Linked DNA regions of Homo sapiens: all the other regions are linked to region 2. The links are chromatin loops, found by intact Hi-C in ENCODE. Cell type or tissue: endothelial cell of umbilical vein. All regions are shown on one strand.

Region 1 (8,000 bases), 310 kb before region 2:
GTCTTCATTTTACACTGCGGCTTTATTCTCTGCCCCTTTGACACAGCCAGCTGCCTTTCACGTTCCAGCTCAGAAACAGGCTGGCTTCAGGCTGTAACAGGCACCAGCTTCCAAAGCCCTTTCTCCAGATGACTCACGTTAGCTTGTGTGAGCCTGTGAGCCCCACACCACAGCTCCCAGACCTTTGTTCCTTTGCAAAGTGCATTTAAGCTCCAAGTACTAAAACAGTGTCTACCTAAGTCTCCTGCCTTACATTGGAGTGAAATAATTAATTACACAGTGGAGTGTCTGGTTCCTATCTTGTTCAGGTTCATCCTGTTATCAACTCAGCAGCTGGAGGAAGTGACATCACGTGCCCAAGCTCGGCTTTGAAGCTGGAGGTGCATACCGAGACACTGTATGTGGTACTGCACTCTGGCCAGGAAACATCACCCTTGGACCATCTGTTAAACTATTTAAAAAAAAAAAAAAAGTTGGGACATCAGTTTCTTAACTAGAGTTTCAAATCCTATTGTTCAAATGGTGAGAAAAGCCTTTTGTGAATTCTGCTCTTAGCCTGGAAGGTTATAAAAGGAGTGGAGATAAGTTCCTGCAAGTGTCTTGAAAATTAAATCCTTTTATAGAAAGCATAAATATATGTGGGGCTAGGTGGGGGGAATGCTCCACTGAGCAGGCTCCCATGTAACTAGTGAAGCAGATCCATTTAATGCTAGTCACCAGGATTTCTTTGCCCGAGTATTCCAAGCCCTGGTCTGGGGCTGCTTTTCTACTCCTATGAAAAAGTGCTTTATCAACTGCTTATCTCAAGTTTTTCTTAGTGAGTAACAGCTCTGGGAACTCTCTGTGTGGATCTGAACAGCATGCAAAATCATTTTACTTTTAAGACAAAAGACATTAGCTTCCTGTAGCTTTCTTAGCCATCTCTACCTCTCTTCCTTTCCCACCCACTTTTCCCTCCCCTCCCCTTCTTCCAACCCCCATGGCACTAAATAAAATGCTTAGAAAATGAAGGCCACAGCTGCCCTTTCTTCCCATTAAAACAATCAAGAATGATGGTGGGTTTAATATATTTGATTAGAGAAACTCCAATTTGGTGCACTTGAATCAGCTGCCTTTGTCTTCAGCTCCCGATGGCCCGATTTCAGTGGAATGTCCTCTGCTGTCCACTGCCAGCTCAGGCTGGGAGAAAATTCAGACGCTGAAAGCATTGGCTTGGCATGCTCAGAAACACGGTATTTATGCTGTAGAAGATGCCAGGCCCACTTCTTCCTAATCAGAGGGAGCGCCACTTCATTAAATCGTGGTCACTTACTGGTGACCCTCATAGTTGTAGCCCTGGGGGGCCTGTGGTACTCTTTAGCAATGTTAATTTTTCATGGATTTTATTGCTTTCCTTCATTGATATTGGCTGTTGAAATTCCAGCCTGAATCCTGTTCAAACAACCCAGGAGATTCTGGTACCCAACTTGCACAGAGGAAGTTCAGAGAATAATAATCACATTTACATATGGAGTCTCTTTCATTCAAAGAACAAATAGAAAACTAATGGAAAATAAGAAAATGTGTCATCATTTCCCCACAAGGTGTTATTAAACAGGTTTGAAATATTGCCTGGGCAGCCCCAAACTTGTAGGGTACTTGAGAAGGAATTGATCTCCTTGGGGGCTGGAGGCTTGGCAAACACAGCTTATTTGCACTTAAAGTTTATAGAGATTTTTAGGAAGGGCTCTCTTGAAATATTCTAAATAAATGTATGCTCCAAGAATAAGTACAAGAATGAATTCAGGATAAGAGTTTAAATTCCTATCAAAGACATATTGAAATGCTACAGAGTTTGTAGGGGTTTATTTGAATATATTTTAATCCCTACCATGGCCAAAGTCAGAGATTGGAGTTAGATGGATGAGGTCACAAAGACTGCTAAACTCATTTTCTACACTTTTATGAAGCGAAATCCCCACGTCTCCCAGTATCCACCCCAAGTCAGCCGCCTAGCTGAGCCCCTGCCCAGTGACTTCTCCACCCAGGCTCTGTGGTAGGAAACCAAAGCCCAGGGACACAGCCAAGTTAGAAATAGCATTCAGGCTTTTGGGTCCCAGTGTCCATGCCCAGTCTGTGAGTTGGCCTGTCAACAACATGGACAAGGGACATGCTGGGTTCTGCCAGGCTCAGGAAGAGTGGCCCGGGAAGGAGGGCTTCCCGTCCTCCACAGCCCTGGCAGTGAGCATCTCGCCATCACCTCAGGGGTGGGTGGGTGGGGGCTGGATGTCACTCAGAGACCAGTGTGGTCCCCATCAGCTTTGCAGGCGCTGCAAGCCCAAGTCCTCAGAGGAGACCTGGTTACAGTCTGTCTCCACACTCAAAGGCACTCTGGTCGTGGGGCAAGAAGAATGAGCACAGCCTTCTGGGAGGGACGGTTTCCCAAGAGCAGCACCCACACACAGGGAAGGACTCTGAGAGAAGGTGCCGAGCCTGGCGGTGTGAATGAGCTCCATGCTTCTCCTTGGGAGAAACGAAAGCCTTTCTAGACACTGAGGGAGCAGAGTACAGGCAGCTAAGGCCCACACGGCCCCCCAAGGTGCATCAGATAACTTTAGTTACAAAAATACAACAAAGAGCTGGCTGCATTTTACCTCCCCTTCCACTGTAAAAGTCGAGATTTAAGATTCCTGTTGTATAAGAATTAATATGAAAAGAATTTTGTATCCTATTATGGCATTGTGTTATAATAATGGAATGCTCTCCCCGCCCAATCTGGCTTACTGTCCCCTAGATCTTGCCAATGATTATTCAGTTCCACAGTGTGTGAGTGTTGCTGTGGGGACAGCCTCCTGAGCCTGAAAGAAAGAGGCCATGAATGCTTCAAGCTGGAAAACGGCATAGTCAGCCCTCCGCCCCGGGCACCCCTATCTACGCACACTCAGACACACACACGGGGACACACACACTTCACCCAGCGGTTTTACTATCTTCCAAGCTAACCTGGACTTGCATGGGAAGTTTAATACTTGGACAACTGCAGCTGTATGAGCAGCTCATTGTCTCTGACGTGACACACAATGGGTTCCAGAAAAGGAAAACAAAATACTCTTTAAACTGTGCTGCATTCTGTTTGGAAATCGAGAGTCCAGGCAAAGGGTTTTCCTTGACAAACCAGAACAGGGGTGTTGTTGCTGCACTTTAATTTTGCTTGGTAACTGGATCTTGTTCCCCTGAGCATAAAGATTTAACAGAGTTTCTCCAGAATTTACCAATTCAGAGAGTTCTGAACAGCTAAGTAGGGGTGGGCAGGGGAAAATGTGTTTTTAACTCATCACATGTCCGCAGGATTCTTAAGGAGAAAACGGCGACCGGTTCTTTTCCATGTCCCCCGGAACAAAGCAAGGAGAAATGAACTTCAGCTGCAGCAGGTGAGATTCAAGTGAGACATGAGAAAAGTTTTCCAGCCTGAGGAATGTTGACTAGAATGTATCACTGAGTGAGGATGCTGAAACACTGCGGAAGATCCATGGGTCTGGCTAATTACCGCGTAGTAAGGGGTGGAACCCTTGGATTCTACGGAAGCTCCTGGCTGGTTAGGTGCTGATAATGGTGTGTTGTTTCATTTTGTTTCAAGATTTCTAGTTGTTAGGCTCCCATTGTCACATATTTCCCTCAAATCAACTCCCTCTGAATCACCCTATTTGGAGGGAGACACTATTCTCCATTTCCGCTCGGCCACTTCCAGCCTCACCCGCTCTTTATAATCTTCAGTGAGGAAATGCCTCTCACAGTCACTCTTCCTTCCCTACCATGGCACCGAACCACAGATTCCCAGCATTGAACAATGGCCATGGAAGATGTATCTGGTTGAGTTTGTTGTTTGTGTTTTTTTTCTTTTCCTTTTTCTTAATAGAATTCCTTCAATTACACGTATGTTTTCAGCAGCCGGGCCAATCCTCCTCCTCACAGGGGTGAGGTCAGCAAACCCAGGAAGCTCTCAGAGCCAAGAAAGCCTCAGATCCAGGAGGAAGTAGTTATGGATGCCCATAGCTGAAGTGCTCTGTGTCCACTGGAAGTAAAAGGAGCAGGTTCCTGCCGAAGAATGTACAGACGACGTGAAATCATGTGTGGCTACACTGAAGCTAAAGGCTGCCAGCCAACCATAGCCAGTTGGGGATATAAACCTCTAAAAACCAAAACTGGGGAAAAATGGCTCCCCATTTTCTGAGGTACTCTTGGAGCACAAGCTGAATGAAAACCAATCATCATTGCCCTGCCTAGCATGAAGCAGAATGAAAAGAAGGCAGATAATATTTCCTCCCCTGAACCACTCATCCATATCTGCTCTATTCAGATATTTGTGCCTAGGCAACTGCACCCACCCCTCTCAGCATTTACCCACAGATCCTCAAAACCAAGCCCTAGCACAATCGACTCCAGTGAAAATTAAAAAAGCTATCCCAAACATCTCCAAGCTTCTTTCCTCTGCAACTTCCCTCCTTCTTCTTCATCACCAGTTATACCACCAAAGTATCTACAACTGCTCAGATGCAGGCAAACTACCCTGAAAGTGCTCACATGTATTTCTTCCTTCCCTTGAGGGTGATATTCTACAGTAATTCCATTATGTTTACAAATAGAAAAGTTATTTCAATACATCTGTATATTATATATATGTATATATATACACACATAGCTTTTATATCACTGACACAGTGTTACATGCAATAAAGAGAGGAATTATTTATATCAGTACAATTTCCAAATTAGTAATTGCTCGCATTGAATTAGGTACTGTACAAATGGATTACAATGCAAATATATAAGCTATATACAAGCTTATAATTTTGAAAATATTCAAACTTGGGACATTTACGGGTATGTTTTGAGATGTGCCTATACCTGTGCATCACAACAGTGCCATAGGTCAGTTTTTCTGAGATTCAGGTGTCCATCGGATCTCCTGATGAGCCACAGGCCCTCAGAGAGGTCTACATGGTAGCTACAGGTCAACAGATGGCATGAACAAGGGCATTTCCTCCAGCCGAAGACTATGAGAACATCTATCTCTGAGAACATCAGAGTCTGCCCTCTGATACTCAGAAGAAGGTAGACATGAGCCCAGACACCTAGCTTGACTCCAGCCTCCATTAGCCGCTCCTCCAGGATGAACCATCCAATAAGACATTTAGTACATACCATTCGAATGCCCCAAATTCAGGGAAACATACAGTTAAAATAGGTCACAGGTAGACTTCTTGAATACAGAAGCACTGTCTTACTCAACTAAATATCTTCATTGCCTGGCAAAATTTCTGTTTCACAGTGGTTAATAAATCCTAGCTGCTTAATCAATGCATGAATAAATTTTGTCAAGCCTCAAATATCAGAAAGCCTTCAAGGAATTCTGGGAAGGTTAGGAGAAACAAGGTGTGGTGTGTTAGTGTTGATAGGAAAGACAACTTTGTAGGGCCATGGGTAAGTAGGATTTGGTCCACAGATTTGGAGAAAATGCAGGGAAAGAATTGGTTGTGAATTTACCTATATTGTCCAGTACCTCTATTGCCCAAATGTGCATGGTAAGGAATACTGACCCGGCTACTGCCTAGGATATGGAGACCTAAGACAGCCAAGATAGGAAGGATACACACCCACACAGAGTGCAACTTGATGGATAAGCAGCTCACAGAAGGTGACTTCCTCCAACACATTTCCTTCACAATTGTACCCAATTGGGATGGAGGAGATTCTTCTGGGTCTGAAGCAATATGCTCAGCTCTGTGCCTCTCTGTGGGAAAGGAGAGCATGGGTGTGCCCATTAAAGCATGCGTGTGTCCATGGATGCCTGCTCAGTCCCACAGAGCACCTGAGAGACAGAACTGGACCAATGATCATTATCATCATAATTAGAATTGTTACTGCCAGTAGTTGTGTTTAGTCCAGTGCCCAGCACCCTGTAATGTGTCCAATAATTGGACTGAAGGCTGAGCATAAAGAAATGCTAAATAATAGTAGTTTCATATGACAGATGAAAAAGCAAAATATAGATGGATGCAGAAAAAAGTAAAGGAAGCACTTGCTTTGATGTATAGACCTTTACCAGTGTTAAGAAATCAGTGGTGTGGCATTGGAATCTATACTTAGGGCATATTTAGTATACATTAAATGCGTGTTGGTCTTGCTTCTCGCACCAAATAAGTACAGTTGGAACAACTGCAATACTCACAGGAATTTTAAAGTACGTTGAAATGTACATAGCTATTTCTGAAGATGTTTAAAAACACCCTTGTCCCATTACTACAGTGCCCCCAAACGCTTTTTCATTTGAAAGCCAATAACAATGTCTTCACCAATCATATTCCTACGATCCCAGCAGGTGGGCAAGACTAGAAAAGCAGCCAGGCTACACATTTGCATCAAACAATAGAGAAACAGCCTTTATGAGGGACAGAATATAAGGAGAAGGGACAGGGTGAGGAAAGAGCACAAATAGGATTGTGTCTCAGCAGAACATCTGAGGTTTACCACCATTCCATCAACTGCATCCTCAGCAAGCTGATAACGATGAGCCTTTAATGCATTTGCTGCCTCTGACTTGTGCGGCCCAGCATGCAATCATCCAAATGATACCACAATAATGCTGGAGCACACATTAAGCACTTACTGTAATAGCTGGACTGCTGAGCAGGAGACATCGAAGGACGCAGAGCAGCAGGCATTAAGGGTGCCTTTGACTGCATGTGCACACTCGTACGAAGCCATGGTGTGGACTCCAATGAGCTATGTAGTGAGGACTGCAGTGAGATCACTGAAGAAGGAAATCGAGCAACGAAAGGTTGCTGATGGGACCTCTCTATTTTTAGGTTAAAAAATGTATTACACCAAAAATGAACCCTAATGTAAACTGTGGGCTTCAGATGATAATGATGTGTCAGTATAGGTTCCACTGTAGCAAATGTACCCTCTGGTGCAGGATATTGACAGTGGGGGAGGTGGTGTGGAGGGGAATGGGATATATGGGATATCCTTGTACTGTCTGCTCAGTTTGACTATGAATCTAAAATTGCTCTAGGACATAAAGTCAATATATAAATAAATAAATTTCAAACGTGGGATCTGGGGAGTTGTACGATATTCCCTGCAGTAAATAGCATTACTTACATATCAAGCGGCCTCATGCAGGTGAAGATAAAAGGACATAGCATCAAACATCTGGGTGTCTGCAGCAAACCATCCCAACTCCCGCTCCAAAGAAAATGACTCCAAAGGTTTTCCTGTTAGCATATTTCCAGTTATCAAAATCTTATGTTTTCAACCATCAGACATCTTGAAAGAGTAGTTGATGTTTTCATTGTTGTCATTACTCTTAAGTCTTAATGGTTCTGTGTTATTTTCCTGTGGCTGCTGTAACAAATCACTACAAATTTCGTATTTAAAATAAATGCAAGTTTATTATCTTACAGTTCTGTAGATCAGAAGTCTGGTATGCATTGCAGCCAACTAATGTCTAGGTGTTGACAGGCCGTGCTCCATTCTGAAGGTCCCAGAAGAGACTGCACTTCCTACTCATTTAGGTGGTTAGCAGAATTCCTTGCACTGGTAGGCCTGAGGTCTCTATTTTCTTCCTGCCTATAAACTGAGAACTGTTCTCTGCATCTAGAGGCCACCACATTTCCTTGGCCTATGGCCCTCTTCCTCCATCTCCAATATCATATCTCTCTGACACTCTTCCTGCTGGCTCTTTGACTTACAAAGACTCATGTGATTAAACTGGGGCCCACCCAGATAACCCAGGATAATCTCCCCATGTCAAAATCTGTGCCCTTAGTCGCAACTGTGCAGCCTCTTTTGCTCTGTAAGATAACATATTCACAGGCTCCAAGGATTAGGGCAGGCACATCTTTGAGGGGTGGGGCGTATTATGCCTACCATACTCTCCTTAACCCATTAATACATGGCCCTCATCCCCTTCTGAAACTCATTTCACTAAAGTCATCTTGAACACTTAAATGCTAAAT
Region 2 (8,000 bases):
TGGCTTACATCTTCCAATAGAGAGACTAAAAATCACTTTCACCTATATTAAATCCCATTACATCCCTGCTAGGTAGGAGGCAAATTGTCTCAAATGCATGAGTCTTCTGCACCATGGATGATATGGTTTGGCTGTGTCCTCACCCACATCTCATCTTGAATTGTAGTTCCCATAATCCCCATGTGTTGTGGGAGGGACCCAGTGGGAAGTAATTGAATCATGGAGGCGATTACCTCCATGCTGTTCTCATGGTAGTGAGTGACTTCTCACAAGATCTGATGTTTTTATAAGAGACTTTTCCCCCTTTGCTTGGCACTTCTCCTTGCTGCGGCCATGTGAAGAAGGACGTATTTGCTTTCCCTTCCATCATAATTGTAAGTTTCCTGAGGCCTCCCCAGCCCTGCAGAACTGTGAGTCAATTAAATCTCTTTTTACAAATTACCCAGTCTTGGGTATGTCTTTACTAGCAGCGTGAGAACAGACTAATACAATGGATCATCAAGTATCTTGGATTTAATCCCACAGCCTGTGAGTGAGGGTGGTCAGGCTAGAACTAGAAGCTCCATGCCAGACCTGCTTAGTCCACTGGACCAGGCATCCACTTTTTTTCAGTAGCTAAGAAGATGGCAGGGAACATATCTGTTAATAACAAAGTGAACACCATCTTTAAGATACTCCCCAGGGCATTTATCCTAAAGAAAGGAAATTGATATACCGAAGAGATACCTACACCCCCATGTTTACTGCAGCACTATTCACAATAGCCAAGATTTGGAAGCAACCTAAGTGTCCACCAACAGATGAGTGGATAAAGAAAACAGGGTATATATACACAATGGAATAGTATTCAGTCATAAAAAAAAAGAATGAAATCTTGTCATTGGCAGCAATGTGAATAAGCCTGGAGGACATAATTTTAAGTAAAATAAGTTAGGCACAGAAAAATAAATTCCATATTTAAAAAAAAAAAGATTGAGCTTAGAGAAGCAGAGAGTAGAGTTGTGGAGATTAGGGTGGGAATGGTAGTGGGGAAGGGAGGATAGGGAGAGGTTGGCTAATGGACACAAAGTTACAGCCAGATGGGAGGAATAAATTCTAGTGTTCTGTAGCACTGGGTAGGGTGAATACGGTTAACAATAATTTAGTGTTATTTTCAAAAGCTAGAAGAAAGGATTTTGAATGTTCACAACACAAAGAAATGATAAATGTTTGAGGTGATGGAAACGCTAACTATTCTGATTTGAGTATTGCACACCATATGTTGAAATATCACCTGTACCACAGAAATATGTACAATTATTATGTGTCAACTAAAAATAAAATGAAAAGAAAAAATATATTCTCCCAGGACCTGGCAGCAAATATCCCATTGAAAGAAAACCGGATTCCCAATTTTGCTTTTATAAAAATCTCTGATATTCATCTTCTCGAGCAATAATAGCATCTTTGTCTAGGGAAAAAACATCTGGTTTATTTATATGGTTTGACTTATATCTGGTAAGGAGAGGAGTAGCAGGTAGTCAGTGCTCATGAGTATCATGGAATCAGTACAGTGGAGCAATTAAGAGCTTAGACTTTAGAGTCTGAAACACTAGGGTCCCTTTCCCAGTTCAGCCACTCATGCACCATGTGGACACAGACTAGTTACTTATCCTCTTATTGCCAACACCTGACTCAGAGTGTTGGCAATGAAATGACTTCATGAAAGCCAAGTGCAGGATAAAGAACCTCGTGCATAGTGAGCATATAAAACATTATCATCATCATCATCATCAGCCATCAACAACCGCAAACTTCCAATCGCCTGCTACATTCAAAGACCTGCCCAAGGCACTGAGAGATGTTCACAGTTCTTTTTAGGAAGAATGTTTGAGAGATTTGAGAGGTATTTGTCAAGTATAACAATGGATTTAAAGATATCCAGGAAAAACTATCAGTATAATCACTTTTCTAAACTACAAGCAAATTGCATAACATAAGCATTATCTTTTAACTATACAAATAATGCAAACTAACTAGTTTAGAAAGCAAGGAGGCACAAGGAAGCATCCATTTGCCTGGACATTTGTTCGCTGGTTGCTCCTATGCTTAAGTTAGTTGTTTCTTAGGGGCTGGCCACAGTCCCATTGGATGAGAAGCTTACAACCATCATAGTCTTACTTCTGCTCCTTTAATTTCCAAGTTCCTAGGGGCAACACTATAGCTAAATATCAGGACTAGAGATGAATGCTCAACTACACACACACACACACACACACACACACACACACACCCTCCCCTCTATGACATCCCACGTCACCATCACCCTCAATGGCAACTTTCTATGGAATTTTATCCACTTCTCTGGTTCTTTGTTCTGGGATATCCTCCCTTTTTCACCAAACATGGAGTCATGTCAGCTACTCTTGTTTATTATCATACAGAATGGCTCATACCTCGTAATGTAGGAATGTTCTGTGCTATTGCTGCAAACCATTAAACTTTAAAGCATAGAATAGCTTTCATGTTTCTTCTTCTTTGGAAGAAGACAAAGCACTGACTTCACTGCCATTTGTTTCATAACTTACTCACATTACAGCCCTGAAAACATTCTACTGTTTTGGCCCAAATGGCTTCCTTGAGTGAAGAGCATAGGTTTCTACAGCAGAACCAGCAGGTTAGCTCTCAGGGTCAACCAATGCACACAATGGACTCTGGCTCCCAACAGCTAGTGCTTCAGTCCCCAGATTAAGGGCCATTACTGTAGATGAGCCATCCTTACCACCCATACAGCAATGGACCAATTTGGAAGGAGCCACTGGTCAGCTTTATACTTAGAAGACAGTTACAAGAGGAGCAACAGAGAGTAGTGACCTTACTGAATGCTCTTTGTACTTATACTCATCCAGGGACCTACGAGGCTGTGAGTAGCCGAAACTGATGTGCTGAAAAGTAGAGCGAAATGGAAATAGATCTGTTATGAGACAGAAGGTCTTATAGCCCAAAATTAACTTACTGCAAACATCCATCTTTGCTCCCAGTCCAAAAGTCATCCAACATAACTCAGCCAATGCCGACGTCCAGAGAATTAACGAGTAGCTGCTAGTTTCTGCTAGATCATTCTTTATCAGAACATAATTCTGTAAGCCCCCTGTTAAATTTTCAGAATCCTAAAGGGAGGGAGCCTATCTCCTCTATCTTTACATTCCAGTTCTTAGCACAAATGGCTGGTATAGAGCAAGCTCACCATAGATATTTGCAACATGAGTTGAGGAAAAGCAAACATCATCCTCCTGAGCTTAGTGTTCTCAGGAATCCCCAAGCTTTTGAAGAATGGAGGAATGACCTTCTAACTCCAGTCACATCATGACTAGAGATGAATGTTCAGCACACACAGGAACACACAGATACACACACACACACACACACACTCCCTCCATGACACCCCATTGTTTCCCTAAACCAGAGTCAAGTACTAGGATGCAGGCTTTCTGGAATGCACCTCCCTGGAATTCCCAGCCTATGTTGATTCTATGAGTAACCATCAGACACTGGCTACCACTATCTGTCATCAGATAATATCCTTTTCCTCCCACTAGCCAACTGGATTTTGAACCTGAAATACCCTTAGAAGGATATTTTCATTTTAGTTCGTAGTCTGGCTGCAGCCTCAGCCAGGCAGGCGGGCAGGATACAAGGGTCACCACACATTCCTGCTGGCTCTGGAAGGCAGAGCCATGGCCTGTCACCCTCAGGGCCTTGCCAGCCAAGATCCACCCATCTCAACAGCATTCTTCTTTCCAAGGGCCTCTCTCTCCAGCCAACTTCCTCTTCAACCTATTATTCTGAGGCACTTGGCTCTCCCTTGTTCCTGTGGGGTAGCCTAAGTGGGTGGCTACTTTTTACATGTCACAAAATTGCACTTGGTTTTCTACCATCTGGCCTTCTCCAATACACTGGCTATATGTTCTGGTTTGCTACTCTCTCTCCAGTGTGATTTACAAATTTCTTTCCCGAATGTGCTTTCCAGATACGAGGCTCCAGTGTGGAGAAACAGGTGTAGACTTCTTGTCAAAACTGCCAAAGGCTAACACCACTGACAGGCAAGTGTCTCCTCACTCCCCAGGGACTCCGCACCCTTGGAATGGAACAAGGAGGAAAGCTATAACTGGGTCCCCTAGAGCACAGACTCAGGACTGGGGCCCATTTCGCTGGGGTTCTGGGGTGACTAGATTCATACCTCTTCATTAATTTGATTGCCAAGAATTCAAGAGTGTATCCATTACTTCTTTTCAAAGATTTTATCTTCTTTATCTGTTACTGCTTTTATGATTGAATTTTTTGTTACAGATTACTTGTTAATATCTGAATATTTCTATGGATTTCCTATGGAAAGATATGAAAATAATTCTTTCTGCGGTGCATTTACAGTTTCGTAGGCTGCATTATCAAGTATATACTGGACAAGAGACAGCTTATATTTTGACAAGGCATTGATGACAGTTGAATCTTCAGCTTAAAATTTTACATATCTGATGATGGGAAGAATTTGTCACAGAATAGCTTCTGGCCCCTTCCATGTCAAACCTTGATCATCTTCTATTACCCACACACTTCTGGTGCCAGGTCCTTAAATGCCTGTTCACCTCAGCTCAGTCATGGAACTGGTTGAGTCAGCACAATCGGCATTAGAAGCATTTCTGTAAACTACTCACACGAGTGGCTACAAATAGTTAACTATACACAGAAGCAACTGTGAACCTCATAAATATATACCTCTAATCCAAACTAAATGTCTGCTTGACTCCGCTTCCCTTATTCTGATCCCAAAAATGCCTGCAGTCACCAATTCAAGAAGGGAGTATATTGGAGAGGAAATCGCACTAGAAAGAGACTGTGGTCTTAACCAATTATAGATCATTTATCTTACTTGTATAAATTTTACAAAAACCTATAAGCATGTGAACAGTTTACTGGACCCTCACATGGCTGTGAAGGTGAAGGAGCCTGAGCCGAGGCTTTGATTATCTTTATTGGAAATCCACTCTGTCAATCAGAACAGATGTAGCTGATGAGCAATCAGCTCCATTACCCGGCACCTACTGGCTGAACAAGCATCCCTGAATGTTGACTGCTAACGTTCATAAACATCTGTACGTGTTTATGACTAAACACTAGGTTCTCACTCTAACTTGTTTTAAGTTCTGTTTTGCCATCCTTTTCTTTCATTATATGTTATTGCAGCCTTGATCTGTACATTTAGGCATTTTTAAATATGTGGTATGTATTAAGGGGCTTTCTGGGATCACAGAATATATCTCTCTACAAAGGAGGGTGTAAGAATAGCTTGGATGAAAGGGCAAAATCCAAGCATCCCTGAATGTTGACTACTGACAGTCATAAGCATCTGTAGGTGTTTATGAATAAAGGTTAGGTTCTCACTCTAAGTCGTTTCAAGTTGTTTTGCCATTTTTTTTCTTTCATTAAACAGTTCCTTCTTGCCTTCCTTTAAATGCTCATTTGCTGTGGTCTCAACCTCTTGCATTTTTATGTTATTGAAGCCTTGATCTGTGCACAGTAGGTATTTTTAAATATGTGGTGTATACTAAGGGGCTTTATAAAGACAGGATTACAGAACATATCTATCTCCAAAGGAGGATGTAAGAATAGCTTGGATTAAAGGGCAAAACATGTAGATCAGGTAAAGGAAGGTATTAAGCAGTCAACTGATGAGCCAACCAACCAAGCCACCGAGAGTCCTAGGAAGCATTTCCTGCCCTCAGATCAGGTCAGGAGCCAGACATTGGTGTCTGTGTGTTGGTTTCTCCTCTACTGGAATGCACGTGTGTTGACAGCAGGACCTGCATCCTTCATCTCATGTGTCCAGCATGGTACATGTGCAATCAGCTTTATCAAATGAATGAATGAATGAATGAATGACAAAACATGGAGAATGGTCTGTTTTGTTGACGGTTAGGATTGTTGATGATTAGGAGTCACTGGAAACCTTGGCAAGTGTGATTCTGGCAAAGGTGATGCAGAGGAAATCAGATCAGAGAAATTCCGGAAGCATGTTGTTTATGAAGGAAACTCATTGTGGATGCATGCTACAGGATATAGGGAGTGAGGGGGACAGGAACTGCAGTTCTGAACAGGGCCAAATATCTGGGTTTTATTTTATAAAAGAAGGTATCCAAAAAGAGAGGCTGGGACCCAAAGAAAAGAAGAAGAGAGCTGGAGGCGGGGTGCAAGAGGCAGAACAGGGATGTGTCTAGATGATGACAAAAGACCTTCCTGAAGCTGGTGACTTAGTGGGCTTGTATGATGCAGGGTCCTGGACCTTGGTCTCCTGTAGGGAAATGCTTACCTCACGGGCCACAACACCAGCACAAGCAAATGAGCTTCCTGGTAAAAATGAGCGACACCATCAGAGAGACATCAGAAGGGAGGCATCAGAGGCACCAGGTAACGGGAGGGGAAGCAACATGCAGCACCCACAGATGGCAACAGTGGAATGAGAATGCACCAGAAGGTCCTGGTGGGTGGCAAGCAGGATTCTGCCTCCGCCAACTCATCAACACAACACGGGTTCTTTTCGTCTTTCCTCTAACCACAAATCATTCATTAATTTTCTTTAGTGTCTTCCGGGATTGCCATCCTCCCATTTCCATTGAGGATTCCTCAACTTAACAAAAGTGTTCGTTGGGTTAGAACCAGACCTGAAAGCAGCGAGGGAGGAGCACGCACACACATTTCATTATGAATTTGTAGCTTACATGCACCCAGTAGTTCTTCCTCAGATGGATGCATATTTTATCTATGTGAATTACCCTGGAGTTGTGACTTTCTAATTTTGTCTTAATTAAACGTGTTTCCTTTCCCAATTAGCCAGGTCTATGTTGAGTTTTAAGGTAACTCTCCAAGGTGCCAACATTCCCCCAACCTACTGTCACACACAAATGTCCACACCTTCCACTTATTCAAGTAAAAGAACCAGAAGGAAGGATGTTCATTCCCTTTTTTTTTTTTTTTTTTTTTTGAGACAGAGTCTCATTCTGTCACCAGGCTGGAGTGCAATTGTGCAATCTCGGCTCACTGCAACTTCCACCTCCCGGGTTCAAGCGATTCTCCTGCCTCAGCCTCCCGAGTAGCTGGGATTACAAGCATGCACCACCACGCCCAGCTAATTTTTGGTATTTTTAGTAGAGACAGGGTTTCATCGTGTTGGCCAGGATGGTCTCAATCTCTTGAACTTGTGATCCACCTGCCTCGGCCTCCCAAAGTGCTGAGATTCCAGGCGTGAGCCACTGCGCCCAGCCCATTCCCTCTTTAATTAGCTTTTTCTCCTTATGCCTTTTTGATTTTTTCATCTCAACACAAAGCGAACACAAATCTAGAAAGAGAGAGAGAGAACTTCATCTGGAAACAAAAGATAGAACCCTTTCCATTTCATTGGCTGGCAATAAAGACTGAAACTTCATCACCATGTTGCCTGGCAACCCAGGAAATATTGTTGTGATTAAACAAAAACTATCTGGAGTAAATTCACAATGAAACAGCTGAAAAGCATTATATCATCCTGCATTCCACTATGAAGACATGAGCAGCAGATACCCTGGGACTGTTCACCCCCCAAAACACAAAAAAACAAATATACCGACATCGCCAAGAGGCAGCCTAGAGGCCAGGAAATTCCCTGGACTAGGATCAGAAGTCCTGGGCAAGTCTCATAACCTTTGGGGCGGTCAGAGTTTTTTTCATCTGCAGAAAGAACAAGTAGAATTAATAAGCTCTGACATTTCATGTTTCAAAAGAAATAGTAAAAACTGGGAGCATCGTGCCAGTCATCTTTTTGAACGGCAGCATTCATTTAAGAGCCATGAACAGTGATCCACAGGCCTAAAGGGTGAAAGTCGCCCATCTTGCCTTAAATAAAATCCACAGTGGGATTGGTTGGGTTCCCATAAGCTGTTGATGCCCCAGTTATTACAAGTAACTCTCCTGGCTTAGAAAAGCAGAAG
Region 3 (8,000 bases), 390 kb before region 2:
TTGAGTGTCAATTCAATGCAAAGTATACTAAAAGGTGTACTACCTCCTAGTAGTGGAAATACAATGGAATATTAATTCAATGCAAATCATACTTATCAGCCTTTTTATATTCTTCTAATTATTCAACAAATATTAACTGGATAACAATTTTGTGCCAGACAATGTACTTAACACTGGGAATAAAGCACAGAGAAACAGACACGGACCTGCCTTGATGGGAAGTGCTGTCTACTGGGAGACAGGCATCAGAGGCAGAGAGCATGCAAGGCCATTTCAAGCAGAAGAACACAAGCAAAAGAGTAGAGGCCCCAAGAAGACCTGTGTCCACCATGTTGGTAAAGTAAGGGTCTCATGAGGTGGGGCAGTGGGGACAGAGGGCAAAGCATGGCCTTGAATTTCCTGCAAAGGAGTTTGAAAGTTAACCAATAGACACTATAAAGCCATTGAAGGTTTTTTGGAAGCAGGTGATTTAACTGACAAGGTTTGGGTTTTTAGAAAATAGATTTTATAACAAAGAACAACATAGCCTACAAAAGGTTGACTCTTGAGACAAGTGTGTCAGTTAGAACATTATCGCAATAGTCCAGGTGAAAGATGATAAAGGCCTGAGCCCAAGCATTAACAAAAAGAATAGTCTACAGAGGCCAAAAAGGTCCATATAGGAGATAAAATCTATGCAGCTTATCACTGGCTGAGGAAGGGGAGGAGAGTAAGCTAGAAAGAGTTGAAAAATGTCCCTGTTCTGATGACCACTTGAATGAAGAGAATCTCATTAATTAGATTACGCAAGAAGGAGGGAGAGTTTGTACGAACCAAGCTGGCACATTCAGTTCTGATTCAACCTTCGTGATGCAGTTAAGAGTATCCCATTAAACTTACTGACGTGACCACAGCTCTTAGCTCCTCTGAGCTCTCCAGTACACCACCATTAGTTAACCTCATCAGGTACAAGCTCATTACCTCCTAATGCAGCCACTGTTTGCTAGATGCCTACTTTGTTAAAGTCTGGCAGTAGGTGTCATTTTGGAGTGGGGTAGATTAAATGGTGAATTGAGATATAGCTCCTGCCTTCAGAAGCTCACAAGCCAGGAGCAATCGATGCATGCATCCTTCCTGTGGGCCCGATCATGCACTGAGCACTGGCTACACCAGATGAGTGAGCTGCTGCACCGGTAGATCCACATACAGAAACAAATTAGGTGCCAATGCTGCTCTACGACTAAAATGGATTCCTGTAGCTCACAATTTCAAATGTTAGTTCATTAAGCCCATTTTAGTTTTCTCACTTATTGCTGTTTGTAAAGGGAAAGTTATCACTTTAAACAAAAATATGCCCCCTATCTATTTTACGTGTAGATAATACACAAAAATACTTCATTTGAAATAAGGATTCTGCGGTTTAAAAGTAAACATGTAGTCTGACAGTCTGAAAACCACTGGACTACAGCAGCAGCTTCCCCATCGGCCCAGAAGCCTGGCAAGCATTGGTAAGTCACGTGCTACAGAGCTGCCACACAATTTCCATTCAATTCAATTGCCCAGTCCCAGCTTCGGACAAGTTTGTCTAGACCCAACATGAGTGTCCACAAGATGCAAAAACAGCTGCTTAATTCAATTTAAGAAATTCAATCACCTAGACTTTTTTTTTCCTCTAAGACACCAGCCAAGTGTTTGGACTAATTTTTTTTTATTTCCAGAGAATTTATTGGTTCACATCACATAGACAAGAACTCTATGTCCAAAGAACTTGGAGTTTCAAAGCGACATGATGATGCAATGAGACATTTTGACCAAATTCCATCCTGAATTTGATGAATCCACCCAAAAGGAGAAAAGTGGCTGCTTCTGGTTTGCACCCATTCTCAAGGCAGTGGGGCATAGTACAAACATACCTGGACTGGGAATGTGGAAGTCAGGATTCTCTTAAGGGCTCTGCTCCTAACTGGCTACAAAGCCTGGGCTCAGGCTTCCTCATCTATTAAGTAAACTATTTGAACTGGTTGATTTCAGAGGTTCTACCCAGCTCTAAAAATTCTATAATCCTGAGAACATCTCTTTAGGCATAGTTCTCTAACTTTGCTGTTCTGAATAAACATGATCTGGTCACACTGAAATTTCCTGTCCTTGGTAATTACAATTAATTAGCAGAAATCTATGGCATAAAAAATTAATCGTAGTGCAATAAGGATTATAAAAGCTAGCCAGATGGTGTTGAGATGAACTAAGAGAAGAAACTTCTTTTTCAATTCTAAAGCCCTATTTCAAGTGTTTGTAGGCTTTTTGGACTTGGGTGGTTACCAGCAAGTCATTAGTAGTTTCTGCAAGCAGGACCCAGCCTAAGCTCGGCCTGGCTTTGAAAGAATACGGTCTGGTCTGAAGTTTCATTTGGAGCCTGGTCAGAAATACGCTGTTGATGGTGGTGAGATCTATCTTTTTCTGTGTTTAAGGACAAAGAGTCTTCTGACAAGCCAGTGGAAAGAAAGAGTCTCAATCCAGACAGAGCAAGTCAGGTCTGCAGTGTCTGTCTTGTTTGCTGTAAAGCTAAGAAGGAGGATATTTTAGAAGAAAATATAAAAAGGAAAGAAAGGCTTGCTAAGGGCCTCCTGCTGTTTGACTGTACCTCACCCTGGCTAGGGAGTGGGAGAGTTTTATTAAGCTATTCCCTTCAAGCCTGCATAGCTTAGGAGTGACTTTTCAACTCAGAAACTTGGGATTAGAATATATTTTGAAAGCAGATCTGGGTTTCTAGTGGCGTCTGGTCTCCACCCTTCTCGTGTTTATTCTTAAATCCTGGTTGCCCTCCCTTCTCTTGTTATCTGCTGATAAGGATTCAGGTTAATGCCTTATTATGGAACTATTTTAAAATTTACGGTAATTTCAGAGTAGAACTAAGACCTTCCAGGTAAGTTTTCTTGTGCCAAAGAGTGGCACACTGTCCTCCAACCTATGGAGACTCATGATTTTGTTTCACAGATTGGATTCCCTTATTCTGGCCTCTCAATTCAATGTGCTAGCCCCCTGGGGAAAAGGAAACACGGCCTCAAACCAAATAGAACCCAATCCACACCTACGTTTTCACAAGGGAGTTGGCCTGCATGAAACTGTAGGAAAAGACCTAATAAAGCACGTGAGTATTTAACCCAACTCCAACAAATGATTAACTACAACGTGAGGAGAAAAACAATAACAGGAACCAACAATGATATGAACATGGTGATGAGTCATCCGCCAACCCTTGCTGATTGACGTCAGACCAGCCACAAAGGGTGTTTTACAAGTTAAGGACAAAGTGACCTCCAGGGTTACATGCTACAGGGCTCTTTAGATTGTTTCCTTTCCTCCAGGTCCCATGGCTAAAGGTGTATAAATGCATAGCAAGGGGGCTTTCAGCAAGTTGCAGTCTCAATTTCAGAACTGCTGCCCAAAAGAGGTTTAAATTATCTGAATGTATTCTAAGAAAACAAATCTAGCAATTTCAAAACTTTCCAACAAAAATCTATGTTTACACTCTTTCTGACCACCAGTATAAAAGTTTCTTTCTCTTCCCACCCTGACTTTATCACCATAACTCTTCCCTGCATGATATATTTTTCCTTGTTGCACTTATTACTGCCTGATGTGCCATACATTTGTCTATGTCTGCCCCACGACCCACTAGAATATAAACATTTTGAGAACAGGGACTTTGTTACTTTCACTGCTATATCCCCAACATAGAAGTCGCTATCCAGCTCACAGAAGGTATGAACGAATTAATGAATCTAATCAAACATCTATTATAAAGGCATTCAGTAAATATTTATGGGAATTTGTAAATAGATAATTAAGTTTAAAAAAGAGAATGGAGGCAGATTAAATGACTTCCTAAAATATGTCTTCAATTAGTGTTAGCCAACAACATAATCATTATTTTTGTTTTCATTTGGGTCACCTCAGATTTACCACTTCTGTCTTCCTTCCCACCTTCTTCACTTTACCTAGGTCCTCTTCTCACAGATAGGTAGTCTGTCTCTGATTTTAAGTGACGTACCAGCCCGGAGATCAAATCTTGGAGCTCCCACATGGCCATGGGATGAAATCCTGACCCACTCAGACTGTGCACAAATTCTTCTTTATTTAGACAGTAAAGGAAAAACCTGTTGAATGAGCAAGTAAAAGCAGTAATAAGAAGATAGAGGGCTTTATTAGCAGGGAAACACTGACCATGAGGCAGTCAAAAAGCAGAGACTGATTAATCAATTTGTTTCAGAGAACATTTTGAGATTCTAGTTTCTTTCAATAAAATGCACTTATATATCTATTTGATTTGATATGGTTCACCAGGCACTCTTTAAAAAAAAGTTGCAAAAAATATTTGAAAGTTTTTTAGTATACAGCTAACGATTGATGCTTATTAGTTCCTGAGTTCAGCTAAGTTCTTGTATTCCATGTAGATATATGAAAGGATCATTTAAAAAACATGCCTTTAGGGAGATGCAATTTTATTATATGGTGGCAGCTCAGATACAAATGATCCAGTTTTACAAGTTAGGTCTAATTTTACCTGGTCACTCAGGCAGGCACCTGACCCAAGCAGGCCTTGAGTATATAACAGCCCCAGGTCTCACAAGACAGTGCTGCCCCAGAAGCGTCCTGAGAAGACTGGAGACTGATGGATGTGGGAGAATTATATGGGATGCAGAGGGGAGGAAGGAGCCCTCTTTCCCCAGTGACTCTAACCAGAGATACCAACTGCCTGGGGAGAGGGAGGCAGGCACTTACAGGGTTTTCTCTCTCTTTCCATCCATAGAAAGGTGACAAGTGGCCCCTGGGGGAATATGGAGGATTTGTGAGTATTCCAGTCTGGAGTCTCAGGATGGTATGGTAGAGACAGGGAGAATCTTGGGCCTGATAACCCAGACCCTTGGTTTGTTAGTGAGTGGAACTTAAGATTCTGAAATTATATAAGTGAAAAAGAACACTATAAAATTCAGGACTTAAACTGATAATTATCTCACCAACCTCTGGACTTTATTTAGATTTGAGTAAGAAGGAGTAAATGCCAGGAATGCTTGGAAAATATAACTTTCACTGATACAACAAAAAAGTTCTAGTATCTTTCTCTTATGATGAAGCCCCAGTCCAGACATGGTGGCTCATGCCTGTAATCCCAACACTGTGGGAAGCTGAGGCAGGAGGGTGACATGAGCCAAAAAGTTCCAGACGAGGCTGCATAATATAGGGAGACACTATCTCTACAAAAAAAATTTAAAAATTAGCTAAGTGTGGTAGCACGCACTTGTAGTCCTAGCTATTTGGAAGGCTGCGGTGGGAGGATTGATTGCTTGAGCCCGGGAGGTAGAGGTTGCAGTGAGCAGAGATTGCACCACTGCACTCCAGCCTGGGTGACAGAGTGAGACCCTGTCTCCCCCCGACCAAAAATAAATAAATAAATTTAAAACAAAATGAAGCCCCTTATACTGTCTGAAATTATATACAGGGAGTTTTCACATTTTCAGTAATTCAAAGAGAGCATGAGTCAGGGCCTCTGATATAGAGCTGGCTCTGTCACTTGCCACAAAAACACCCTCTCGGTAGGAAGATTTTCTGAGCTTTCGCTTCTCTGCAAAATGAGTGATGAGCCAAGTGGTACTATACTCCATGAGGATATCTCTATTTTCTGGTAAGATAAGAGGTCAGAATAAATAAGAATTTTCCAGAGGCCTACATAGTCAGAATAGGGCAGGAATACTACCAAAAAGCAGTCCAAGGAGCCTACAAAAATATATAAATGTAATAGAACCATTATAGTCAAGGCACAAATAATAATTAAGTCATGGAGGAAAAGACAGAGGGAGTGGAAGAGTTGTAGAATGTTCTAAGTTGAAGATACATATGTGATTACGCTTCCTTGTTAGTCCAAAAAAGGGAATGGGGCAATTATAATTCTCAATAGCTAATAAAAGGAAACTTAATAGTTTATCAAAGGAGAGATACTATAAAACAGCCTCAAAATCTAAACAGAATTTATTGTCTGGTTCATTATATAAGAAATGGTGAAAAACACAAATGACAATATCAGTAAGAACAGATTTTCAAAGCTCCAAAAATGTTTTTCATGATGTTTCTTTCTCTTGAAGAGATCTCAGTAACAACAAACCACCACCACCAGTAATGACCATAATAATAATGAACCAAGGGACCTAAAATAAATAACATGACTATATTGCAATAGATCTTTGGTGGTCAGTATTTCCCTTAGACAATACTTCTCAAATATCAACCATCTCAGACTGGCATGACTGGGCAAGGCCTATATACATGCAATGAAAAAGCACTATAAATGATTGCTGCTATTATTATCAGGTCATTCAACTTATATGAAGCAGTCATTAAATTAAAATTAGAATGACTTTGTTTAGGCAAATGACTTGCTAGAGGCCCACCTCCAATATGCCTTCTGAGTAGCCACAACTTACCCAACGAATGTTTTGGCCTTTGCAGGAGGGGGCCAAACATTGGGCGGGATAGCCATCTTTTCTCTGGAAAAGATTGGTAGATAAAAAAATTAATATGGATGATTATTTGGAACCATCTGGAAGAAGTCAATATGTTCAGGGTTTGCTAGGCTGACACATAAGTTTCTATGGGCTTCTGAGGTTTCTTGAGATTTGTCTGGTGTGAGATTGGATAGGATCCTGTGCCATAAGTTTCCTTAGAAAAATACATGTTTGCTGGTCCTACATTCGTTTACATATAAAACAATTATATGAAACAATTATGCAATATGAAAGCTTATATTTGCTTGACAATGATAATTTTGTAGAGATGACTCCAGAATTTCAATCACGTAGTATCTGATAAGTTACAGGTTTTAAAATGTCATTGTCCATTTTTTTAAACCAAATGAAGACTCACAGAAACATTCTCCACTTGCATCAAGATATTGATTACCACATTAGTTTATAATAGAGAACATTTGGAAACACCTACATAAACAAGAAAAAGGGAAATAAGAGGATTGTGGGTGTATCAGTTAGCTACTGCTGCCTAACAAACTGCCCCCAAACTCTGTTGTTTTGGATGAAAACAACAAGCATTTGTTTTTGCACATAAGCCTACAAATCAGCTAGGGGTTTCTTCTAGTCTCAGCTGAACTCTTGCAACTGAGGTCAGCTGGCAGTTCAGCTGGGAGCTGACGGGTCTGGGAAGCCTTAACTGTGATGACTGGGAAGATTGGGGTTTCTTTCCACTAATTTGTGATTTTTCTCAAATCTCAATATGATGGTAGTTTGTCTACAGCAAGGTTCCAAGGAGGCAAGCAGAAGTGCACAAGGCTTCTTGGGGCACAGGCTTGGAATTGGCACCCCATCACTTCTGCTATATTTTTTTGGCCAAAGCAAGTCACAAGGCCAGCCCATATTCCAGGAACTGGAAAATAAACTTCACTCCCTAATGGGAGAAGCTGCAAAATCACATTGCAAAGAATGTAGAAACAGGGAGGGGTGAAGAATTAGGAGCTGTTTTGCAATCTACCACAATGGTATATTCACTGGGTGGATTTTTCTCCAGTCATTAAAAGTGAAGCCTACGTAGCAAGTTTAGGAAGTTAAAAGGACAAAAGAAAATATTATGTGTTAACTTTTATTACAGCCATATAAATATACATGCAAAAAGGTTAGAGGAAAATATACATACATGATGGCTGTATAAGGATGGCAGGATGTGTGTTTTTGACTATTTTTTTAAAAAATATTCTGACAGCTTTAGTGGAGAACTCAAACCTCTTGTCATATCTGAATGTGGCATAAGCCACATTTCATTTCTTCAGTAGGGTTTTGCTGAAGTAACCAGTGAATTAACAAAAGAATTACGGAGAGAAAGAGTAAATGACCTATTTTTTGTTCTTTTTTGGACAAAATGATTCAACCCAGAAATTCCATGCCAAAATATTCAGCTGACAGAAGGAATTTAATGTGACATAGTATGCTTGCTATTTCTAGGGGAATGGCATTAGAGCT

Evidence for each region. A loop is a pair of places that touch in the nucleus more often than their neighbours do. Peaks named below come from ENCODE experiments on the same cell type or tissue, not always from the same donor. Only the 100,000 strongest peaks of a DNase experiment are listed, where the experiment ranks them.
Region 1: it touches region 2 in a loop (15-fold over the local background); 4 of 110 quality-filtered maps call a loop at or near these places.
Region 3: it touches region 2 in a loop (11-fold over the local background); 2 of 110 quality-filtered maps call a loop at or near these places.

What each region holds. Positions count from the first base shown.
Region 1 is chr13:40,190,622-40,198,621 of GRCh38, forward strand. All of the region lies in intron 1 of LOC124903162, which reads right to left. LINC00548 (long intergenic non-protein coding RNA 548) reads right to left here. Exons shown (of 6, transcript NR_033877.1): 4 at 7,144-7,256; 5 at 6,647-6,790; 6 at 3,888-5,770. Among named protein-coding and RNA genes, the nearest start is that of LINC00332, 13 kb to the left of the region's middle. In endothelial cell of umbilical vein, no CTCF peak of the experiment used is centred here; DNase peaks (open chromatin) are centred at 260, 3,150 and 3,790; H3K27ac peaks cover 4,427 bases.
Region 2 is chr13:40,500,759-40,508,758 of GRCh38, forward strand. No RefSeq gene overlaps it. Among named protein-coding and RNA genes, the nearest start is that of LINC00598, 24 kb to the left of the region's middle. In endothelial cell of umbilical vein, no CTCF peak of the experiment used is centred here; DNase peaks (open chromatin) are centred at 3,533, 6,013 and 7,543; H3K27ac peaks cover 5,221 bases.
Region 3 is chr13:40,113,005-40,121,004 of GRCh38, forward strand. LOC124903162 reads right to left here. Exons shown (of 5, transcript XM_047430821.1): 2 at 6,459-6,521; 3 at 4,031-4,136. Among named protein-coding and RNA genes, the nearest start is that of LINC00332, 65 kb to the right of the region's middle. In endothelial cell of umbilical vein, no CTCF peak of the experiment used is centred here; a DNase peak (open chromatin) is centred at 3,207; H3K27ac peaks cover 1,912 bases.